Linked DNA regions of Homo sapiens: region 2 is linked to region 1. Evidence: chromatin loops called from intact Hi-C (ENCODE). Cell type or tissue: PC-9. All regions are shown on one strand.

Region 1 (4,000 bases):
TGCAGTGAGCTGAGATGGCGGCAGTACAGTCCAGCTTCGGCTCAGCATCAGAGGGAGACCGTGGAGAGAGAGGGAGTGGGGAGATGGAGAGGGAGAGGAGGGAGAGGGAGAGGGAGAGGTCTTTCCACCTTTTTTTGTATTTATCAAATTCACTATATTTTCTAATGGGAAAATACTTTTTTTTGTAAGAAAGAGCAGTCCGGGTACAGTGGTTCATGCTTATAATCCTAAAATCCAACATTTTGAGAGGCCAAGAGCCCAGGAGTTTGAGACCACCCTGGGCAACATAGCAAGACCTTGTCTCTAAAGAAAATTAGCTTGGCATGGTGGCACATGCCTGTAATCCTAGCTACTCTACTCAGGAGGCTGAGGTGGGAGGATCACTTGAGCCTAGGAATTCGAGGTTACAGTGGGCTACAATTGTGCTGTAGCAGGACGGGCCACAGACAAAACTCCTCAGACACTGGATTGAAGAAGGAAGAGGTTTTTATTTGGCTGGGAGCGTTGGCAGACTCGCATCTTAAGAGCCGAGCTCCCCGAAGACAGAGTTCCTGGCCCTTTTAAGGGCTTACAACTCTAAGGGGTTCCACATGAAAGGGTCGTGATGGATTGAGAGCACATGTGGTTAGAGGAGAGGGGGGTGGTTAACCTTTTAACCTCAGGCCAGGTCATCAGTGGCACTGGCTGGTCTTGCCACTGACTTCCTTCCTGTTGTTTTTCAACTTTTACTTCCTCCTGTTCTTCAGAGACAGGAGACAGTAAGAGAAATGGCTTCCCTCCTCATTCTCCCCTTTGAGAACCTCACTCACTAGTGGGAGTTCTCACTTCCACCTACATTACCTAGGTCTTCCTGCCAGTCCAATTCCATTGACTCCTAGAGTTACATACTCTCTTGTTTTCCAATGGGGATTAAGTAGTTCTACTGGGTTGTAGCACACTTGAGTCTGGTCACTTCCTGAGCTGCATACCTTGTACTGGGTGGCATTATACACACAAGTCCCTTTTAAACAGAAAGACTGTTTTAACTTTTTGCCCTACCTCAGTCTGAGGAAGGTCAGTTGAAGTCCTTACTGTACAAGTCCAAAATTTAAGAAAAATGAGTTCCACGATGAGCTTCCTCATGCTTCGGCCGTGCATGGACTAGTCAGCTTCTGGGTGTGACTGGAGCAGGGCTTGTCATCATCTTCAAGGTCACTCTGCAAGGGTTGTCCGGGCTTGGTCTTGCCTCCCAGGTTTCAGGCGCTGCAGGTTTTACATGGCTGTGGTGGATCCAGGCTGGGATTCCTTCTACCTTCACAGCGGTGAGAGTGGTCAGGATGACAATCTGGGGTCCTATCCACCATGGGCACAAAGAAGCTACATTCCAGTCTTTAATCCATACTTGATCACCTGGGGAGAAAGGGTAAACTGGGGAGAATAAGCTAACAGGGCATCTCTCATTTACCCAGGCTGAGATTGTTTGTGCAATTTTTCCTAGAGCCTGTAGCTGTCACTGTAACTCAATTTCACCTAACTCTCGGGGAGTGCCTGGAAGTCCCCGCAATATGGGAGGGGGCCTAATATTTTATAAGGGGAATATCCTGTTCTTTTAGAAGGGGTACATCTAATTTTAAATAATACCATAGGGAGAGCCTATATCCATTTTAATCCTGTATCCTGACATACTTTCCCTAAACTATTTTTGATAGTCCGATTCATCCACTCCACCTTTCCGGAATTCTGAGGCTGGTAGGCGGCATGCAGTTTCCATGTGATCCCCAATACCTTTGCTGTCTTCTGTATCAAGTCAGCCACAAATGCCGGCCCGTTATCTGAGCCGATCCGTAAGGGCAGTCCAAATCTAGGAATAAGATCTCGAAGAAGCACACGGGTTACTTCACGAGCTTTCTCAGTTCATGTTGGATAAGCCTCCACCCACCCAGAGTAGGCACACATGAGAACTAGTAAATACTTGTTACCTCCACACTTTGGCATCTCTGTGGAATCTACCTGGAGATCTTCAAAGGGGGCTGCTCCATAAGCCTGTATGCCGGGTGGAATGGCTGGACCTTGCCTCGCATTATGCTGTCAGCAGGTAACACACTGCTGCGTCACTATTTTGGCAGGGGCTGACAAATGTGAGATGTAGAAATACCAGCCTAACAACTTTTCAAGTGACTCCTGGCCTAGATGGGTGGTTTTATGCACAGCCAGTACAACTGCAGCTCCTAACAGCTGTGGCACAGCTACTCTCCCATCTGGTAACCAAATCCATCCTTCCTGCATCACTTGTCCTCCATCTTCCTGGAGAAAGTCCTTTTCTTTAGAATAAGTAGGTGCAAGATCAGGTGCTTGAGGGAGCAGAGGGGCTGTGACTGATGCCCGGAAGGGGGCAGTTGCTGCTTTTCGAGCCTCTGGGTCAGCGAGGGAATTCCCCAAACCCACCAAGGTGGAAGCTCGCTGGTGTCCTCTGCAATGCATAACTGACACCTTGTGGGGTTTCCATACTGCTTCTAATAATTGCAAGATTTCTTGTTGATATTTTATGTCTTTTCCCCCAGAGTTCAATAGGCCCTTTTCTTTATATCATGTTCCATGCACTTGAAGGGTTAAAAAGGCATACGGAGAATCAGTGTAAACGTTTACAGTCTTACCTTCACTGAGTTCTAAGGCCCGAATTAAAGCAATGAGTTCAGCTTTCTGGGCTGAAGTGCCCTAGGGCAATGATCTGGCTTCAACAACAGTGTCCAGGGTTACCACCGCACACCCTGCACCTCTCTCTCCTTGTGGGTTGATGAAGCTGCTCCCGTCCACGTGTAGTTCCCAGTCTACTGATGCCCAAGGCTGGTCCCGGAGGTCAGGTCTGCTAGAGTAAACTGAGTCTAACACTTCTACACAATCATGCTCGACAGTGCTCTCTGATACCGGGAGCAAGGTGGTGGGGTTCAGGATGTTACAAACTTCAGCGGTTATATGGGGATTTTCACAGAGCAAACTTTGGAACTTGGTGAGTCTAGCATTCATTAGCCAATGATGTCCTTTAGTATTCATTAAAGTCACAGCATGGGGGGCCTTTATGTTCAGGTTTTGCCCAAGAGTCAGCTTATTTGCTTCTTCACTAGCAGGGCAGTTGCTGCCAAGGCCCTCAAACATGGGCCATCCTTTAGACCCCACAGTTTGGGTTAAAACTCCAACTGCCATCTTTTCTCTCTCTCTGACACATACAATGTAAAAGGCTTTGTCAGATTGGGTAGCCCCAGGGCTGGGGCTGACGTAAGTTTTTCCTTTAACTCATGAAAGGCTTGCTGTTGTTGGGATCCTCATTCAAAAATTTCCCGGTCCTCCCTCTTTGTGACCTCAAAGGCTTGGCTAATACTGCAAAGTTTGGGATCCACAGTCTACAAAACCCCACAGCTCCTAAGAATTCTGTCAACTGCCTTCTGCTCTTAGGCTCCAGTAGATTGCAAATAACCTGCTTTCTTTCTGACCCCAGGCTGCGCTCCCCCTGTCGGATAGTAAATCCCAAGTAACGTACCTGCTGTCGGGAGATCTGAGCTTTTTTCTTGGACACCTTATACCCACAGTCCTCCAGGTGCCGGAGTAGGGCATCCATTCCCTTGGCGCACCCAACTGCTGTGGGGTGTCCCAGCAAAAGGTCATCAACGTACTGGAGCAATACACAGCCTAGGTGTCTGGTGGGAAATTCCTGGAGGTCTCGAGCCAATGCCTCCCCAAAGATGGTGGGGGAGTCCTTGAACCCTTGGGGAAGCCGGGTCTAAGTGTATTGAGTAGTGATAACTGACTCCAGATCTTCCCACTGAAAGGCAAACAGCTTCTGGCTCTCACGGGCTAATCTGATACTAAAGAAAGCGTCTTTCAGGTCCAAGCAGGTGAACCACCTGTCCTCAGCTGGCAACAACCCCAACAATGTGCACGGGTTAGATACTGTTGGATGTAAAGTCACTGTAGCTTGATTAACCAAGCGCAAATCCTGTACCAGCCTGTAGTCCTTGGTCCCTGG
Region 2 (4,000 bases), 67 kb after region 1:
CTTTCAGCTGAAATCCTATAATTTGTTACATATGATTATAGAACAAGAACAAATAAGAAAATGGTTCAGGCTCTGATGAAATTTTAATAATAAAGTATGTTAGAGTGGCCTGTAGCATGTTTAAATAAAGCTTAAAAGAAAATCACTCTGCCCTGATAGGTAATAAATGTAGAAACACACACCCTTGGCTGGGAGTGGTGGCTCACCCCTGTAATCCCAGCACTTTGGGAGGCCAAGGTAGGGGCAGATGACCTGAGGTTGGGAGTTCACGATCAGCCTGGCCAACATGGTGAGACCCTGTCTCTACTGAAAATAATTAGCCGGGCACGGTGGCAGATGCCTGTAGTCCCAGCTACTAGGGAAGCTGAGGCAGGAGAACCGCTTGAACTCAGGAGGTGGATGCTGCAGTGAGCCGAGATCGAGCCACTGCACTCCAGCCTGGGCGACAGAGCGAGACTTTGTCTCAAAAAAAAGAAAGAAAGAAATACACACCCTATTTTGTGTTTTCAAATGAATAAAATTCAGATGCAAAGGACTTCACCTTGAAGAGCCAAGGCCTTTTTTAGCTATCAAAGATATGGTCCTTTTGCAAGGAGATTTCAAAATCCATGCCACATATACCTGAAAAACATGAAGGCTTAATTGGCTGGTTTTCCTTATGTGATAATAAAATGATCTGTTCTCTAACCTCTCATTTTTATGCTTGGCAGGAATGTGACTGTACTCGAACCAAAAAGACATCTGCTAGCAATTTGCAGTCTCAGAGCAGCCCACGGTTTTATGGAGCTTCATCTGAAACTCTGATTCATTTTTGAAAAAGTTAGCTAATGCAAGTGGGGGTGAGGGCAGCCGGCTCCTTGCTGGGGGATCGGCAGAGGAGGAGTTGTTTCCGCCAGCCCAGGTTACAGTTCTGTGCTCTGTCTCCCAGGGTCTGTCCTGATGAACTCAGGGTTTCTGGGCTGCCCCAGAGTGGGCAGTGGTAGGTGGGAGGTGCCTGTGTTGGGCCTGAGATTTGGTGCTGAGAATTTGGTCTCCTGCTTAGCAGTCCTACTTTTCATTTAATTCAATTTTTACTCCTGTCTTACTCTGACAGATGGGTATATTCTACTTGATACAGAAAGTTTACAAACTCATAAAATTGGAACCGTACACGCATATGCACACAAGTGCACACACACACACGTGCATATGTATGCACACTCACACATGTGCATATGTATGCACACTCACACATGTACCCTGCAATTAAGGGAAAAGCAGCTCAGGCCTTGGCCTCACACAGAGAGGGCTTCCAATCCAGTTCAGTTACTCAGAGCTCTGTGACCTTAGGGAAATGAATTAACTTTCTCATTTCCTTATTTAGAAAATGAACATCATAATGCCTGCTTTGATGGAGATGACATGATATATGTAATGCTCCTGGAACAGAGGACAGTATTATTTTATATGGCCGGTGTACTTCTTCCTCCTGTCCCCCCTACTTTGTGCTATTTATTGGAAGATCTATTTTAGGTCCTGATGTTTGCACAGACCCATTCAGAGGACAGATTTGGAAATCTGGACAGATTTTCTTTTTCCTGTTGCCAGAAGGAAAACAAATGATAAGCCTGTTTTAGGTCTTACTTGTGGTGCAGTTTCCTCTCCACCTAAATATCTGCACGAGCCTACAGTGGAAAGAGATGAGCTTAGGCTGGGTGAGATTGGGAGCATTGCTTAATTGCTTTGAACTTGAGTTTGTTCAGATAGAAACCAAAGAAATTAATATCTAACTTGCAGGACCATTTCCATAAGATAAATAATATATGTAATACAAATGGTTGTTGCTTTTTACTCTCATATTGCCTAGTATTTTTTTCTCTTTTATTTTGTATTAGGAATTCAATGTGGAATCGCTTAATATTTCTTTTTCTTTCTTTCTTTCTTTTTTTTTTTTTTTGAGACAGAGTTTCGCTCTTGTTGTCCAGGCTGGAGTGCAATGGCACTATCGTGGCCCACTGCAACCTCCGCCTCCCAGGTTCAGGCGATTCCCCTGCCTCAGCCTCCCGAGTAGCTGGGACTACAGGCGCGCACCACCACGCCCAGCTAATTTTTGTATTTTTAGTAGAGACGGGGTTTCACCATGTTGGCCGGGATGGTCTGGATCTCTTGCCTCGTGATCTGCCCGCCTCGGCCTCCAAAAGTGCTGGGATTACAGGCGTGAGCCACCATGCCCAGCCTCCTAACTCTTTATAAACCAGAAAACATTTCTTAGAACTCCCTCCCCATTCCCTCTTATTTTGCATATGGCCAGAAATGGGCACAACCACGTCCCTAGATAAATCACTGCCTGGGGGAATGGAGCCATTAGAACTGGCTGAAAATGCTGAGGTTTGCCTCTGAGCCTTAGAGGAGATGTGTGGACACCATGACAAAACTAGGGCTTTCCCAGCAAAGGAGAAATTGGGGAGTGGCGGTGGCTGGCCGTGCGGCATGTGCGTCGCACCAAGTGACATGCTCCAGTTTGCTTTGGAAGCTTTTCTGTTCTTGTGAAGGTACTGATGGCCTTTCCCTGTTCCCCTTGCAGATGAAGTGGGAGTCCCTCAGTCCCTGACATTTCCCCAGCCTCACAGAGACGTGCAGAGGCCACTGATCGTGACGTGAGATCTGCCTTCAGTGGCTCCCTGTGGCCAACAGGCGGGCTGCGTCAACTGTCGGGCACCAGCCTCGTCCTCTTCGACATGCTCCGTGCATCCTGACAGGGTGGTCTGTAATTTCAGCCTCAGAGGTCAGGCTCTCACGCCCTTCCGAGTGGAGTGCCTCGGCAGCGGGTTGTTATTTCAGGACGCCGAATCAGTCTCAACACTGGGGGCCAAGACTCTTCACAAATGTGTCTTCCGGGGAAAGGTTTATCCACCAGGACGCCCCATGTGTTTGTGAATCTGACTTGGGAATCTCCGGTGAAATGAGGTCCATTTCAGTCATATCTGTTCTTATGGTTTAAACTCCGGCTAACATTTCTTTATCTCGAGTGTCTGGATGAGATGAAGGCTGTAGGGCTTACAATACATATCCAGCAACGCTAAGGCGTCTTGGAATTTTGGTGGAAAAGATGATGCGAGCCATCACGATACTCAGAGCAATTCTCCTGTCTTTTGAAAAATAGAATTTGCTTCCTGCCACAGCCCCAGGTGTCCTGATCAGATTAGAAGTACTCCAGTTTATGTCCAGCCCAGATTTTGAAAACTGATCTGCTGTGACGATCTCCTGGTTTTCTAATTTGCATGTCTCCCTGCTTCTACCCAATGTGGTGAAGGCCGCTGCAATCACCCAGCCCCATCCGAGGGAAGGCAGGGAAGGCGGATGCAGGCCTGGGCAAGTGCTCTGCAAGCTTGCTCTCTTTGTGTCCTGGATGAAGTGAGCGTCTCTCTTCTAATCCATGTAGACTCAGCATCTAGGAAGAAGCAAGAGTCGATTCTTTGTAATACAGGCTGAAAATCTCCCAATCCTTTGCTTCCTACCTTGTTTTTATCTATAAACTTGATTTTCGTTTCCTCTGAAAATTCCCCATCAAACCAAATCCTTCTCCCCTAATTCCTCCCTGCATTTAACACGATTCACCTTTGCCTGTGTGTTGTAGGATAAACAGCCCGCTGCCTCAGTGAGAAGAATGACAAACAGAATAATTTAAAAAACAACCAACTGACAAATCTGAACAAGCTTTGGTGGTGAGGACCCGATTAATTACACTTGTCCACACCCAAGCTTGGCAGAAGGGGGTGCCCTGGGAATGTCTGCAGAAGCCAACCCCGTGCCTGAGGGGTCAGGGGTCAGGGTTGACAGCCCTTCCCTGAAGCTGGATACTCCCAGCCCGGGAGTAACTCCAGCCTGAAAGAGAACTAATTGAGGATGCTTCTTCTAAAGGTAGTGACTGCTATGTTCTGTCTGCTGGGTTCCCTTTAGAGTTCATGGGATACATTCCATCCAGTTGCAGGGCAAAGAGAGGGCCTTGGGGTAACCATTA

The links. A loop is a pair of places that touch in the nucleus more often than their neighbours do. Peaks named below come from ENCODE experiments on the same cell type or tissue, not always from the same donor. Only the 100,000 strongest peaks of a DNase experiment are listed, where the experiment ranks them.
Region 2: a loop joins it to region 1, with 3 times the contacts of the local background. A loop is called at or near these places in 1 of 110 quality-filtered maps.

Annotation. Positions count from the first base shown.
Region 1 is chr10:34,972,047-34,976,046 of GRCh38, reverse strand. It overlaps LINC02635 (long intergenic non-protein coding RNA 2635), which reads right to left and starts at 3,029. Exons shown (of 2, transcript XR_001747419.1): 1 at 1,959-3,029; 2 at 469-1,874. In PC-9, a CTCF peak has its summit at 1,583; a DNase peak (open chromatin) is centred at 2,076; H3K4me3 peaks cover 676 bases; H3K27ac peaks cover 585 bases.
Region 2 is chr10:34,905,506-34,909,505 of GRCh38, reverse strand. No RefSeq gene overlaps it. Among named protein-coding and RNA genes, the nearest start is that of LINC02635, 66 kb to the left of the region's middle. In PC-9, no CTCF peak of the experiment used is centred here; no DNase peak of the experiment used is centred here.